Regions from separate parts of the Homo sapiens genome. Here region 1 is linked to region 2. The links are chromatin loops, found by intact Hi-C in ENCODE. Cell type or tissue: ascending aorta. All regions are shown on one strand. Links, peaks and the distances in the headings refer to the core of each region. The heading gives the core; the rest is flanking DNA.

Region 1 (8,306 bases), core at 130-2,629, 84 kb before region 2:
ATTTCAGTAAGTATATCTCCCCACCACCAATTTTTTATTTTGATACCGTTCAAATTTACAGGAAAGTTGAAAGCTATACGGTGCATACTTGTATGTCGTTCAGCCTAGAGTCATCAATTATTTACATATGAGTCTCTTTGCTTTCTCTCTCCTAATATATATTTTTATTTATATTTAATTCTCCCTCACCCACCAATTGGAAATAAGTTTCAGACATAAATTCACTCCTTTCCTATATATTCCAGCATGCACATCCTTAAGTTAAGGACATTATTCTACATAACTGCTACAATATGATCCCATCTAACAAGATTAAAAATAATTCTATAACATGGTGTGGTTTCTCCAGTTATCTCCAAGTATCTTTTGTGTATATTTTTTCAGAATGCAATAACCAGTTAAGGTTCTGCATTGTATTTGGTTTTCATGTCTCTTTAGACTTTTGTAAAAAGTAAATTGTTTTTATTGACATATATCGTACATAAAGCATACAAGTCATAAGGGTACAGCCCTTGAATTTTTCTGAGTAAACGTACTTATTTATCTCACACAGATTGACATAGAATATTACTGACAGACCGGAAACCCTTTTTGTGCTTTCTCATTACCTTCTACCACCCCAAAATGTAATCCTATTTTAATTTCTATTGCTGTACATTATTTTTGCTAGTTTTTGAACTTTATAAATAGAGTGCATTATTATATTGCTTTTTGCTCAACTTGGAGAGATTTGTCCATGTTGCTGCATGAAGCAATCAATAGTTGGTTCATTTTTATTCTATGTAGTATTCTGTCTAAGAATATACAACACTTTTATTTACCATTCTATTTGTGGATGTTTAATTTGTTTTCTGTTTTGGGCTATTATGAAGAAATGACTGCTAAGAACATTCTTGAACACGTGTCATTGTTGGAATATAGGATATTTATGTTTAGCTTTAGTAGATGTTACCAGACAGTATTACGAAGTTGTTGTGCTGATTTACATTCCTACCATCAGTGGAAAAGTACTAGCTGCCCCACATCCTCACTAGCCTTTGGTATTTGCATTACCAGTCTTAATGGTGTTTAGTTTGGCTAAATAATGAAACTCACACGACTGCAGTAGTCATGCTTAGAATGAGATCACATTTGTGGGTGCTGGGAGCTGTCTTGGCTTGGAAGCCTCATGTCCCAAATAGAAAATATGTTCTCTAGTAAGTGTGCTGTAGGCATAGTTTCCAGGTTGCTTATAAGAGCCACAGCACTCAAGATTGCTCAGAGCTGTGACATCCCATCATGCATTTATAGTTTATTCCTAGATGTCTCAGTCCAGATGTGGGGAGTCATTTTCATCATAAGCAAAGCAGCTTAGTAAATTCTTGACATTCCATATCTATCTGATTTTACTGGGTAAAGGGACAGAGAGTTACCTCAATATCATGTTTGTCCGTAAAGAGGAGAAAGGGTTTTATTACTCTTTTACTCACAGTAATGTTGGCATTTAAAAAATTGTTGCCCATCTGATGGATGTATAGTGTATCTCAAAGTGGTCCTGATGTATTACTCTTTGCTTTTTATTATTTTCTTCCTTCTGTGTTTTTCAAACTTAATTTTCTGTTCATTTTCTAACTTACTGGAGGATTGGCCATTGATTATTAGCCGCCCTTTCATTTAAAGCTATCAATGTTTCTAAGTATGGCTTTTGGTATATTCCACGAATTTGATATGCCATATTTTATTATTTAGTTCAAAATATTTTCTAAGTGTTTTGTGATTTTTTTTTATTGATGCAAGGGTTGTTTAGAGTTATTGGGGGTAACTAGTGAAGATTTAGTTTATTAGGTTTTCTAGTTATTTTATTATTAATATTTAGCTAAATATTGACATTAGAAAATATTTTCTATGATTTTAATTCTTTAGAGTTTGTTGAATTTTACTTTATGGCCCAGCATATGGTCAGCTTTTTAAAATGTTCCATGTGTACTTGAAAATAATAATGTATATGTAGTAGTTGTTGGATATACTGTTCTATAAGTCTCAAAATATATCAGGTTTATTGATAGTGTTCAGATCTTCCCTGTGTCTACTTTATTATATGTGTGTGAAGTTCTTTCAGGTAGCAGAGAGGCATGTTAAAATCTCCACTATGACATTGTCATTCTGGCTGACAATGTATTTTGAGGCCATGTAATTTAGTTTGTAAACATGCTGGTGGGTTGTCTCTATCATTATGAAATTATTTCTTTATCTCTAGCAGTGCTTCATCATATAGAATTCACTCGATCTCTTATGACTGTAGCTTCCCCAGCTTTTATTTGGTTAGTGGTTAGCATGATATGTATTTTTCCATCCTTGTAGTTTTAGCTGTTCTGTGTCCTTAAATGTACTTTTTTTTTTTAAGAAGTATATAGTTGAGTTTTTTTGTCCAATCTGACATTATTTACAGTTTTAATGGAATATTTTAATGCATTTTACATTTACTATAATTACTAATATTTTTGGATACAGATTATTAGCTTGCTATTTTCTATTTGTCCAATGTGGTTTTTTTCTTTCTTTTTCCTCTCTGGCTTTTCTTGATTAATTTTTAAAATTAGTCCATGTTTTCCAGCTGTTAACTTGTAGTTACATATACATTAAGTATTTTATTTATTTATTTATTTGTAGCGATTGGGATCTTGCTTTGTTGCCCAGGCTAGTCTTGAACTCCTGGCTTCAAGCAATTCTCCCACCTCAGCCTCCCAAAAGTGTTGGGATTACAGGCATGAGTCACTGTGCCCAGCTAAGTATTCTTCTATATACATTATTTCTATATATTTTATACAGATGATTATTCTTTTATAATATAGAGATTATAATTTACTTCCTTGACTGTGAACTAGTATTTTTACCACATCCCAGACAATGCAAGGACCTTAGAACACATTAATTCCATTTATTTGCTCTTCTTTTTTTTTTCTTTTATTGTCAGGTATTTAAATTCTATACATATTTTAAATTCTATAAGATGTTATTATAATTATTTTATGCAGTAAATAGTCATTTAGATTTGTATACCGTGGTCGTTTCTGTTACTTTTTATTGCTTTTTTGGTTTTTCTGCCTCCATCTGAGAATTTGTTTTTTTAAGAGTTTTTTATTATTTAATGTAGTGCACTTATATTAGCAATGATTTCTGTCAGGTTTTTTTTTTTTTTAATCTAAAAATTCTTTCTGTTTTAAAAAATGTTATCACTAGGTATAGAATTCTAGGTTGGCAGTTGGAGTCCATTTTTTTGTAGGAACATTGGCTGTCAGTTTTATTGTTGCTTCTTTGAAGGAACTGTGTTCCCCATTCTCTTAGGAGTTCCTTCAGCTATATCCCACAGCACTTTGCTTGCTTGCTTATTTATTTGGGGGAGTTTATTTTATTTTTATGGGTATATAATAGTACATATTTATGGAGTACATGTGATATTTTGATATAAGCATACAATGTATAATGATCAAATCAGAGTAATTAGGATGTCCATTACCTCTAACATTTATTGATTCTCTGTGTTAGGAACATTTCAGATCTGCTCTTCTAGTTATTTTGAAATATACAACAAATTACTGTTAACTATTTTTACCCTATTGTGCTACTGAACACTAGATCTTATTCCTTCTATCTAAATTTTTATGTACCCATTAGCCATCCCTTCTTAATTCCCCCCTTCCCCACCATCCTTTACAGCCTGTGGTAATCATCATTCTACTCTTTATCTCCATGAGATCATTTTTTTTTTTTTTTAGCTCCCACATATAAAGGAGAACATGTGATGTTTGTTTTTCTGTGCCTGGATTATTTCAGTTAACGTAATGACTTCCAGTTCCATCCATGTTGTTTCAAGTGACAGGATTTCATTCTTTTTTACATCTGAATGATACTCCATTGTGTATTTATACCACATTTTAAAAAATCCATTCATCTATTGATGGACACTTAGGTAGATTCCATATCTTGGTTATTGTGAATAGTGCTACAATAAACATGGGAGTGCATATATCTCTTTGACATACCAATTTCCTTTCTTTTGGATATATACCCAGCAGTGGGATTGTTGGATCATATGTAGGTTCTGTTTTTAGTTTTTTGAGGAACTCCATACTGTTTCCAATAATGACTCTACTAATTTACATTCCCACTAACAGTGTGTGAGCATTCTCCTTCCTCCACATCTTTGCCAGCATCTGTTATTTTTTTTTGTCTTGTTGATAAAAGCCTTTTTAACTGGGGTGAGATATCTCATTGTGGTTTTGATTTGCATTTCTCTGATGATTGGTAATGTTGAGAATTTTTTCATATACCTGTTGGTCATTTGTATGTCTTTTAAGAAGTTTCTATTCAGATCTTTTGCCCAGCTTTTAATTGGATTATTATTATTATTATTTTGCTGTTAAGTTGTTTGAGTTCCTTATATATTTTGATGGTTAATCTCTTGCCAGTTGAATAGTTTGCAAGTGTTTTCTCTCATTCCATAGGTGGTCTCTTCACTTTGTTGACTGTTTCCTTTGCTATGCAGAAGCTTTTTAGCTTGATATGATCCCATTTACTTATTTTTGCTTTGCTTGCCTGTGTTTTTGAGGTCTTACTTAATAAATCTTTGCCCAGGCTAATGTCCTGAAGCATTTCTCTAATGTTTTCTTCTAGTAGTTTCATAGTTGCAGGTCTTACATTAAGTCTTTAATTCATTTTGATTTGATTTTCATATGTGGCGAGAGATAGAGATCTAGTTTCATTTTTCTGCATATGGATATCCAGTTTTCTGAGTACCATTCATTGAAGAGACTGTTCTTTCCCCAAATTATGTTCTCGGTGCTTTTGTTGAAAATTGACCAAATGTGTGTATTTATTTGTGCATTCTTTATTCTGTTTTATTGGTCTGTGTGTCTGTTTTTATGCTAGTATCATGCTGTTTTGGTTACTATAGCTTTGTAGCATAATTCAGAGTTAGGCAGTGTGATACCTCCCTCTTTGTTCTTTTTGCTCGGGATTGTTTTGGCTATTTAGGACCATGTTTTGTTCCATATACATTTTAGGAGTTTTAAAATTTCTTTTTGTTCCTTTTAGGATGCAAATTTACATGCATGTTAGATTATTTCACCATGTTAAAGGAAAAACTTGAGACAAAATACACATGCATGTGTCTTTACGGTAGAACAAAATTAACTTTGGTTTAAAAGATACTGCTATTGAATCTGTTTTTATTTCTAAACATATTTCTTGGTTCTTGTTGAATTTATTGATGATGAAACCATGTTCTCAAGTGAAAACAATAAGCTGGAATTCAGTCATTTAGTGACCTCTATGATCATAGGCAATTCATTTATCAGCTTTAAGCCTCATTTTTGATCATTTGTAAAATAGGTATCATAGTGCCATACCATGTAACTGTGAATGAATGATACAAAATAAGCAGTGTTTGGCATAAAGTAAATATCAGTGTTTTAGCTGAACACCTTTTATGTTTGGTTCACTGTATTCATGGTCCCTGACTTCAAGGAGCATTAGTTATCTCCACAACAACTCTAATATAGCATAGAATGTGGTAAGTCCTCAAGAAAGGATTTAAGTGTTCTGGGGAGTTTAGAGGAGATGAAAAGAATAATTGAAATACTGTATAAATTATGATAATTGTTTAAAATAGGGACTAAGAGAAACCTTTGCATTATTGTGGGTTGGGAGGCATTGAACTAGCCCTCATTTGTGGCTCATCTTTTTGAGTAGCATTTAAGAATTTGAAAGTTTGTAATTATTTGTACACATTTTCTTTAGGTACCATCTACCTGTTCATGTAATTGGACACCATGCTGTGAGTCCTTACTCCATAGTTTTGCCCTTATCTGCTGATTGTTTGGCCTTGAAGCCGGTGTCAGATATGCTGAGAATAGCTTGGAACCTGTCATGGTATCATGGGAGTGATAATCTGTTGAAGCAAATGAACTCTGAAACTAAAACGCAAGAGTAAGCTCTTATATTAGTTTAAAAAGCATTTGCAATTAATTAATTGTAATTAATTAGTTAAGTTTTACTTTTTCCTTAGGTCCAGTAGCTTTTTCCCTTGGTATCATCTGATTCTGCTTTTTAACAGTTATAATTTTTACTTTCTTTTAAATATTACATGTGTTTATTACTTTTAACAATCTATCATATGGGAAAACTTTAAATGAAAAAGCATTTTACTCTGTACTGTTTTAGAGGTTAAAGTCTGATTTGTTCGTAGATATGAATCACTAGGAAAAGGGTCCTGGATTAGAACAAAATCTCAGTAAGTATATGCATGAGTGTTATCATTAGTGTGATGGTGATTACTTTTGAATATCTTAATATTCTAATCTGTCTGTCTTAAGTGAATAAAAATTTTTATAAGGAGGAAAAGTCAATATAAACATTTGGGATGCCAATGTAAAATCCTAATATTGACAGATATGTATCAGTTTTTCTTCTGGCTGTAAGTCAACCTTTTGTTAAAAGAAAATGAAGATAAAACAGCTTTTGGGAGAGTTTATAATAGAAATAAGTGTGAGCTTTTATTTAAATAGCTTTATGTTCCTCCTTCATTTTTTTTCTTTTTGTCTAGAATTTTAGATGCATTGAAGTTATCTACAGAGGACATCCTCACTCTGAAGATAACACACATGGCTAGTGGGCTGCAGGACTGCCTCCATTCCATTGTTCAGGCTGCAACCCACAGGGAAGTTAGGGCTGCTGTCACCAGGATGAGTTTTTATCTTCTGAATGACAGATTGTCTTTAAAGGGTTGCCCTGGTCCATGTGGGGTTACCTTGAAGTCCTTGGCTTGGCACACCGCACTAAACAGGTCAGTGTAAGGTCAAGGCTGCCAGTTTCAAAGACCTGGATTGCATTGTATTGTGTTCATCTCCTAACCTTTGAAGATAAGAGTCTATGCCCTTACTGCTGCTATCATAGAAAGAAAAACTCCAGGATTTTTATCATCTGTAATAATAGCCAAAGAGAAATTTTTAATTTAGTTATTGCATTGTTGAAGGGATTATTAATAAACTTGTAACAATTTATTCTTAGAAAATTTTACCTCACAAAAGCAAATAATTAGGATAAGACATGGATGAAACAAATTGAATGTTTATTTCTATCCATGTTATAAATGAGTTGAGACATCAGTGAATTGATTAATAGCTGTGATACACCTGCCACAGGCTGTTTTGTTTTGCTTTTGTTTTGTTCTTAAGTAAATTATATCATTTTTCTTTTTACTCTCAATTTCATGAAGTTGATTGCCATGTGGCGGTCCTTTATAGCAGTTAATTGAGAAGGCTCTAGCTTGTCAATTTAACATGCTTAACTTGTAGCAGATGGTTGCATTTGCAACAAGACTGATAAGCAACCACTGCAAGCAGGTTTTCATTTTATTCTTCATGTGACTTTAGTATAAAATGTATAACTTTATTATTTAACATAAAATGTGCAGTTTTTAAGCTGCTAGGTTAAATGAGTTTCCAAAATATGAATTCCTTTATTAGTTTAGCTTTAAAAATTAGTTTATCTGATTAGGCTTTCCAGTGGTGTGCTGGTGCCCACTAATGCAGCCTTGTGAGAGAGCTGATGGTTGAATTTTCAGGATTTTTGTAAGGTGATTGTTAAACACAGCCATTCTTAATTATATAAACTTACAATTAAATAAATTATATGAAGACAAAAGGTAATGAATATGCAAACATCACTTTCTAATTATGTGGCAACATTTTACTGTTATCTTTGTTCTTGAGGTTATGCATACATATGCACTACAGGGGTATGTATTTTATGGAAATAACTACAATGGAGTACCACTGTGCATCTCTTCACAACTTCATGTTACATGGTAGCTCCACATTGTCTACAGTAGTATATTTACACCATGGAAATTGACAAACACAATAAGTCAGCACTCTCAGTTACATATTTATCAGCACACTCCCGCATTTAAACAGTCTCGCCAGTTGAAGAATGCATAAATCCTTCACTTTAAATAAATGTAATATGTCCCTATTTGTCAAAAGAAATTTTAACATAAAAGCTGATTGAATTCATTGCACTAAGTTTTCTTTCTCTTGTGAATTAAAACCATAGAAATAGTATGCAATACCACATTACAGGAAAGACTCTCAAACTGTGGGTCAGTGGAAGCCTTTAGAGTATTTCAAATTGCCCAATAGCAGTAACTGTATGTGAGCATCACATTTTTTATGGTTAGTTTCCTCAGGACTAGTGTAAGTGGAGAGTATAGACTGTGTATATGTTTAATATATACACACATGCATATATAATATTCATCTTGTATT
Region 2 (8,760 bases), core at 564-3,063:
TTGTCGGCCGCATAAATGTCATCTTTTGAGAAGTGTCTGTTCGTATCCTTCGCCCACTTTTTGATGCGGTTGTTTGTTTTTTTCTTGTAAATTTGTTTAAGTTCCTTGTAGATTCTGGATGTTAGACCTTTGTCAGATGGATAGATTACAAAAATTTTCTCCCATTGTGTAGGTTGCCTGTTCACTCTGATGATAGTTTGTTTTGCTATGCAGACGCTCTTTAGTTTAGATCCCATTTGTCAGTTGTAAGCCTGTGGTTTTATAAAGGTACATATGATATGATTATAAAACAATGAGATAAATTTTACTGTGTTGGTATAGAAACCAGTATCCTTTCTGACATATGTACATTGTATGTGGATACATCTTCATATATAAAATCTGGTATACATGATAACATGGAAAGTTAGGATACAAATAACTTTCTCATCACATCAGAATTTTCTTATAGTACAGAAATGCCAAGAGTATAGTATAATTATTTTTATGTTTTTCATGATAGTTGCCCACTAAAATAAACATGATTATTTTAAAATAACTAATCTTTAATTTTTCATGAAGCCTCCTAAATTTTAGCATAGAAAAAAGCTGTTTTTTAACATAAATATTCATAACTGACATTTATGTAACCTTTTTAAACAACCTACTTAAATGTACTCAAAATTGAGTTATTTTAAGCTTCCAAAGTACCTGCTAATTCAACTGACCGATTTTTTTTAACATTTATTTTATCATTTGATCATTCAGTAAACTTAAATGCATGATACAATTTTTAACCAAAGCGATAGTAAGAATTATGGCAAATGCATGTTTAACAAGGAACAGAATTGTTAATTTTCTGGATGTAGGAGTTCTGAGTCTACCATGGAGTACAGTGTCCACGTAGGATATCATTATTTTGTTTAAAATATAATAATTGAAAGAGATTGACTGATTAAGACATTGGGATTTTCTTCTTGTATTTATTGGGGGAAAATTAGTTTATCACCTGAATCACCAATAATATCAATAGAAAGCATGATGCTACCCACATTAGATAAATCTGGCCTGCAGCTTGTTTTGGTAAATAAAGTTTTATTGGAACATAGCCACACTCACTTACATATTGCATATGGCTGCTTTCATGCTACAAAAGTTGAGGTGAATAGTTGTGAAAAAGCCAGTTACCTGCAGAGTATAAAATACTTACTACTTGGACCTTTACAGAAAAAGTTTGCTGACCTCTGACTTAAACTTATTTATCTAACACTATTTCTTTAGTGATAAAATAAATACATATTAAATTCAAAACCTTCCTTCAAAATATGTGTACAGTTTTATGTAATAATAGTACTAATCAAAAGTAACTTACTGCATAAATGGTTTTCATAATAGTAATGTTAATGAAAACATTAATAACAATTATCATTTTTTTTGCCATGGTTTTATTTTTGTTTATTTTTATTTTTTTAAATCAATTGCCATCTCATATGCCCATATACATTTAAAACATGTCGTGGTCACTCCGTAACTTGTGTTATCTATAAGAGTCTTTTCTCGAACTTGACTAATATTTGGACATCATTTAAATGAACATAATTCTCATGAAACCCTACTGCTGACTACTTTATTTTTCTTATGTAACTTTAATTTGTACAAGCCAAAATCTAAGTAAAAATTTTTATGGTTATAATTATCACACAAGCATAAATCTAAAATATAAAATCAAACAAAATTATAAATCCAATTTTTCAAGTTTATAAAATGTAAAACAACACATGTAATTTTGATTAAACAAAATCAGTTCTCACAACAGGAAATTAATAATGACTGTTTCAGTGTAAATTCCTTTCAGTTTGGTCTGTTCTTTCCACTCTGTATTAAGTTTGTGAATCAGTTCATGACCACTCATGTGCTGTCTGAACTGCTATGAAATATTTGTTTGTACATTGTGCCAACACTGCATACTAAGTCTTGCTTTTAAGTTCTGGTTGGCACCAGCTCCTTTAACAGTTGCAACACAATCACACAAGTTGGTAATCTAGATGATCCAGAGTATAGTTACTTTAAAATCAACTTGATTTCCTTTTTGTTGAATTTTGAAGAAATTTTCAAACATTCACATCTGAAATTATTCCTTTAGATATGTTCTGCACATGTGCAGGCTTGTCTGCCACGTGTCCTGCCCTGTATACTGCCAGCTTGCAATTCCTTTCTGTTCTCTTGACCGAAGAAGCAAAAGGGCATCTCCAGGCTAAGAGCAAAACACATTTATGCTGTAGTCCAACAGTGGCTTCACTTCTTGATGACTCTCAGGAAAATCAGAAATCTCTAGAACAACTTAGTGATGTAATCCTTCAGGTACGTCATTTCTTGGTTTTTCAAAAACTTTATTTAGCGTTTAAATAAATTGACTTTCAGTCATGGTCTTGTTAAAAACTGTCTCAGTCATTTAAATTAAGAAATAGTAATGCTTATTATGACTGTTTAAATGATACAAAAGTTTATAAAGTTAAATTAACTATCTCCTCCTTAGCCCCACCCGCTTATGTTGACCAGTTTCTTCAGTGAATATGATGTAAAGATTTGAAGTGAAATATTACTAATCTAAATCTAACAGTTGATCAAAACAGTGTTTCATATCATGACCAAAATGGATATATTTCAGAAATGCAGTTATGGTTCAAAATTTATTGTAATTTTAAAGATATATCTACGTCTCTGAAAATATATTCTAAGTGACATTTGATTTCTAGAAATGGACCACAGATTTTTGGGGTTGGTTACATGTATAGGTAAGTGGACTTGTCTGGCACATTTGGAAGAAAATGCCCCCTTTCCAAGCCCTGTTGCCTGTTTTATCTTATAAAATTATGTTTACAGTCTAAAATGTGAATCAAGAATTTTGTTAATCAGAAAACATTCTAAAATCACTAAAGTATTATTTTATAAGTAGATGAGTAATTTTTTAAAAACTGTGTGTTTACTAAGTTAAAGTTGTACATTGTTTTTTACAAATAGGAATATTTTTAGATTTTTCAGTATTTAGAATTATTCTTTTTAATCATGTGGTTTTATGATTTTTGTCTTCTCACTGAAAGGCAGAAAAGTAGTAGAATTGTTGATTGAAGAATTTGCTTCAGCTTCCCAATCAGCCAGCCACGTTTGGCAAAGATAGAAGATTGTCTGTGTGCTGGTTTGTTATAATTCCTTTGTTGCTTAGAAGATTGTTCCTGTGCTGATTTGTTATAGTCCCTTTGTTGCTTAGAATTTGGAGATTTTTACCCACTTCTTTGCCTGTGAGAGTCATGATCATGCAGATATTTCTGGTATGACTGCTTGTGCATTTTGGGCACAAGGCTTGATGATGTTGAGATGCAGAAAGGATTGCCAGTAAGAAGAAAATGCTTCCTGGTTCACCCAGGAGCTGTCCTGTGGAGAGTGTCACAGGGTCCTCAGGGGACTTTGTCTCCCTTGTGCTACAAAATCTGGTTACCTTTCCAGCATAGATAAGAAGCCTGTTAAGGCATCCCCCATTTTCTCATCCATCTCCAGCAGCGCCTTCAGAAGCCTGGATAGAGCTCTAGGGGAGAAGCGTTCCTCAAAGCATTTCTCTAAAAGCCTCTTATTCTTGGGAGGCCATAGCTTTCCTGTACCTACTACCTCACTGTCAGTTCACTCAAATTTTCTTAGTTGAAAACAAAAACTGGACGTTGTCCCAGTTTTCTCATTCCCCATCAGAACAACAGACTTTATTTCCCAATGATTAACTGAGTCTCCAGTTTTGCACTTTAAAGAATGTTGTAAGGAGGAAAATTCAAACCTTTTCAAAAGTCTCCCAACCACAACCCCTATGTAATTTAATTATAAATTTCCCAACTTTGGCTTTGGTTGGAGCACGGTACTGCTTGGGGAAAGGCTTTTGCTCTTGCTGACACACTTGGCTCGTCAGAGAATTTCAGTGACTTCACTCAGAGGACTGAGTGCAGTGAGGGCAGTGTGCTGGGCCCTGCCCTCCCTGCTGAGGCCAAAATGGCAATAGGTGTGGGAGCCTGGCTCTGCATGGATGACTGTGGGTGTCCTGCAACCAATCCTCCTGGACCTGGGAAATTTAAAGACTTCCAGCCAGGCAAAGCCAGGGCTATTTTATTTCCCAACTCTTTAATGTTGTTTGTGGTGCTGTGTTTGAAGGGTCTCTGATGAGACTCATGATGCATATGGATCCATGTAGGGTAATGAATCAGTTTATAATAGTATACGCAGGAAAAAAAAAATCTGTGCTAGAGGAATTTGTGAAATTTACCTTGCCCTTATTTTTACCTAATACTTTGTAATATTATTCATTATAAAAGCTTTTGTTTATAATTTTTTTGTTACCTTTTTGGACAAAGAAAATGAGATAGCCTACAGTCACAGAATATCTCAATGATTTTCCTAATGACTAGCTAATTTTCCTCTTTATTTCTCTAAATTACAAATCACGTATTTTGTGAGGGTATGGATACATTAACCAATTATTTAAACCATGTTTCCTAATAAATCATACTCTTTGTGTTCGTGTAAGCAGTAGAATTTGGATACATGACATCTGTTAGAAAGGCACAGGCAAGTTTAAGACAAAGAAAGTGAAGAGAGGAAGTATACTCCTGGCACACTCATGACAAAATGTGTACCTAATGTAAGTTGGGACAGTTAATGGGCCTATTAAATTACAAACACTGTTTTCTTTGCCTTATAGAAATAGGATATGTGAATTAAAATATTATTAGAATACATTCAACAGCAACACGTTTTGATAAGTAATAAATGTAGCTTACTATATGTCCATGGAGGCTGTGGTTTGGGCCAGGTGCTGTATGAAGCAAAGTAAATTACAGTCTTTAAATTATCTGAAGAAATTATATTCTAAAATTGATGTCTTTCAAAGGTCTAAGTTTTCTGTAAAATCATACTCAAAAAACATTTGATATGGGACCTTAGGCAAATCACTTAACTTCTTGGGATTCAGTTCTTCAAGTGCAAAATGATAGGCTTTTATTACATTATTACTAAGTTTCAGCTGCCTCTAAAATCTCCATCCTCCTAACAAATCACTGTATTGGAACTTCAGTTAAATGTCTGGTCAGAGTTATCTTTTAAATGGTGCTTTATAGCAGTATCCCATAGGGGATACATGTTGAAAGTATTCATACTTACATCTTAAGTCATGTGTAAGTGTTTTTTTCTAAGTCCATTTTGAGGTGGTTTCAGACTTTGAGCATTTTCTAAGAAATATTCAGCTGTCTTTTGTCCATAAAATACTGAACACATTTGACTTAGCAGAGATTTTACCTTCCCTAGTTTATGAAGATACAGTAGTCTCCTCTTATCTGTAGTTTTGCCTTTTATAGCTTCAGTTACTCATGGTTGACTGTAGTCCAGAAATATTAAATGGAAAATTCCAGAAATACACAATACTTAACGTCTTAAATTGCATGCCATTCTGAGTAGTATGATGAAATATGCTCTGTCTCCCCTCAGGACGTGAATCATGCTATGTCTAGCTTACCCATGCTGCATATGATACGTGCCCATTCATCACTTAGTATAGCAATCTTGGTTATCAGACTGATGAATCACAAGACGAAGAAGGATGAGTGCATTGTAGTAAGATATTTTAGAGAGAGAGACAGAGAGGCCACAATCACATAATTTTTATTATACTATTCTGTTATTATTATTGTTAGTCTCCTACCTGCCTAATTTATAATTAAACTTTATTGTAGTTACATATTTATAGGAATAAAACTTAGAATATATGGAGTTGGGTACTATTCATGGTTTTAGGTATCCACTGGGGGTGTTGGAATGGATCCCTCAAGGATAAAGGGGCCTACTGTGCTCAATATGTTTTATTTGCAAATACATATAGATAACAAGATCAATAAAAATCTCTCTATATGTAGTAGATTTTGTCTATAATTGATATATTAATCAGTTGAGATAATGAATTAATTTTGCTCCTTATATTTGATCTGATATCTAAAAGTAGTAATGCAAATGAGGAACTCTTGTGCCTTATTTTAGATGTATTTTGTGCTCACATTTAGTGAATGGTAAAATTCAAGGGTAAATCTGTTGAAAGGAAGGCTTATATATTTAAGATCCCATTGTGTTGATGAATGTTCACTGTAATTAAAAAGCCTATTTTTTACATTAAGTACCTTTTGGAAAGAAAGCAAGAAAGTCTTGACCTAGAATACCCTACATCACTTAAATGTACAGAAGGGATTAATCTAGAAAGAGCATGACATTTAAATGAATTTTGGTTGATGAAAAGACATTATGTCTTGCTCTGTATATCGTCTTGATTTCTTTTTCTCTTTTTGTGTATTTGCTAGTTATCTGTTGCTTGAGTTTATTCTCAGCCTTGCTGCCTCCAGGCTCCTCACACTTCCAGTCGTGTCCACTTGCTCTTTGCAGTGATGCTCAGACTGCTTTTCAGTCTGCAGTAAGTACTGTATGGAAACTGATAGAAAGTCAGTTCTTCACTCCAGCCTTTCCTTCAGTATATGTTGGAAAGTATATGAATTTACCATAGATTAATTCTGTTTGTTTCCTTTTTGTCTGTTTGGTTTTGGTTTGGGGCTTTGATTTCAGTTTTACCATGTACACATTTTAGAGAACCAAACAGTTGTATCTGTAAGTTTTTACTAAAAGTAGGAGATTTCTGCCTTCATTCCTCATATTCTCAGAGGTGACCACTTATACCTCATTTAGCTACTTTTTATAGCTTCTCTTTCATGTCTCTAAATAACATGCTTATATTTTTTTGTCTTGATTATTCAGTTTTAAATATTATCTGTTGAATTCCTACTATGGAAAATGAGACTTTAGCTTTTTTTTCATGCCTCACCCACCTACCCTGCCAAAATGGGTTCCCTTCTCATTCTCCTAATATTGATATACCATAATGCCAATTAGAGAATAGGCAGCGTGAATGGTATTAAATTTATGACAGTGTTATACACAGTTGAACCGTGTTGCAGAGTGTTTAACTTTCTTTTCTTGCACAGCTTTTGTTTGCCTTAGAGGTAATTATTGTATTATTTTAAAACGTGCTGACTTTCCTGTTATCACTTACAAGCTCCATGCTCTTTGCCAGAATTAAACATCCTCTCAGTGTGTTCAGAATTGTCAGAACTTCATCGCTTCATCTTTTGGAAGAAATCTCTTCCCAATTCCTTCTAACCTACTTGGTGCCTGTTTTCATCCTGGGATATCCATTCACCAGTTTCTGGGAATTCCTTTACCTCTGTGCTAGGTGCAGTTTCCTGTCATCCTGGGATATCCATTCACCTGGTTCCAGGAATTCCTTTACCTCTGTGCTATGTGCAGTCTCCTGCATCCTGCATGCTGTCTCCCATCTCCTGTGGCCTTCTCTCCTGGTTAATGCTCTTCATTTTTGCGTAGCGTCTCTTCTCCCTTAGCTTTCAGAGAAAAGGTACTGAGGAGGTCTTTTGAGATCTAAATGACTGAAAGTCTTTTATCGCCCTTACATATAATTTATAGTTAGGCTAGTGAGAATTCTGGATTGGAAATCATTTACTTCAGAATTTAGAAGCCATAGTCTGTTCTTTTTAATTCCAAATGTTACTATAGAGAATTCTGAAGCCTTGGCTGGGCGCGGTGCTCATGCCTGTAATCCCAGCACGTTGGGAGGCTGAGGCGGGCGGATCACGAGGTCAGGAGATCGACACCATCCTGGCTAACACAGTGAAACCCCATCTCTACTAAAAACACAAAAAAATTAGCCAGACATGGCGGCGGGCACCTGTAGTCCCAGCTACTCGGGAGGCTGAGGCAGGAGAATGGTGTGAACCCGGGACGGGGAGCTTGCAGTGAGCAGAGATCACGCCACTGCACTCTATCCTGGGCGACAGAGCGAGACTCCGTCTCAAAAAAAAAAAAAAAAAAAAAAAAAAAGAAAATTCCAAAGCCCTTAGAATTCCTGGTTTTTCTCTTCCTGGAAGTTTTTAGAATCTTTATTTTTTCTCGTATTCTAAAATGTTTAGATGAAGCATCCAGGTGTGGATCTGTTTTAGCCATTGTACTGGGCTCTCTTGGGGATTCTTTCCATCTATAAACTCATGCTTTCTAAATTACTTCAGAGACATTCCCTGTACTTTGTATGCTCTGTACATTTGGAACTCCTGTGAAGTTTTTTTTTTTCGCTATGTAATCTCTCTTTGCTGTCTTTTCCTCTATTTATTTTAGTCTCTCTTTTCTATTTGGCAGCTTTTCTTGGTGTCTGGTAATCTTGATTATGTGCTGTATTTAAGACTGGGAAACTCAAAGCAGATTGACATCCCTGAGCATATGAGTGCAACTTGTCAATTGCTGTCCAAGGGGACCAATGGGGGTTATTTTGTAGGCTTGTCTTCTGGGGCTTATCAGATTCCCTGGAGAATGGTCTTCTGATCTCTTTCCTGGAGGTGAAAACCCAACTGCCAAATGTTATGTAGCCAAGTAGGAGACGACAGCTGAGGTCTCAGAATTTAGTTTGCACAATTTCACTTAATCCTTCAAAGGTTTTAGTAGAATACCCTTGCCCACAAATTTTCCTGTCTCTGCCAGTTCAGAATCCTAATTTATCCTCTCCAGAGACTAAGCATCCGGGATTTTGCAAGGGCTGGGAGGAAGAGTGGCTTAGTTACATAGAAACTGGTGGCTGGCGGGCAGGATCTGGGCATGTAACTGCATTTTAGAGACTTGAAGCAATCCTTCATCCTCACGTCCAGG

What was found. A loop is a pair of places that touch in the nucleus more often than their neighbours do. Peaks named below come from ENCODE experiments on the same cell type or tissue, not always from the same donor. Only the 100,000 strongest peaks of a DNase experiment are listed, where the experiment ranks them.
Region 1: it touches region 2 in a loop (3-fold over the local background); 2 of 110 quality-filtered maps call a loop at or near these places.

What each region holds. Positions count from the first base shown.
Region 1 is chr18:70,126,019-70,134,324 of GRCh38, reverse strand. RTTN (rotatin) reads left to right here. Exons shown (of 49, transcript NM_173630.4): 24 at 5,779-5,967; 25 at 6,584-6,823. Among named protein-coding and RNA genes, the nearest start is that of RTTN, 76 kb to the left of the region's middle. In ascending aorta, for the core only: no CTCF peak of the experiment used is centred there; a DNase peak (open chromatin) is centred at 1,144; H3K27ac peaks cover 1,064 bases.
Region 2 is chr18:70,041,551-70,050,310 of GRCh38, reverse strand. It overlaps RTTN (rotatin), which reads left to right. Exons shown (of 49, transcript NM_173630.4): 40 at 2,123-2,340. Among named protein-coding and RNA genes, the nearest start is that of CD226, 98 kb to the right of the region's middle. RefSeq lists an enhancer at 1,558-2,757. In ascending aorta, for the core only: no CTCF peak of the experiment used is centred there; a DNase peak (open chromatin) is centred at 2,000.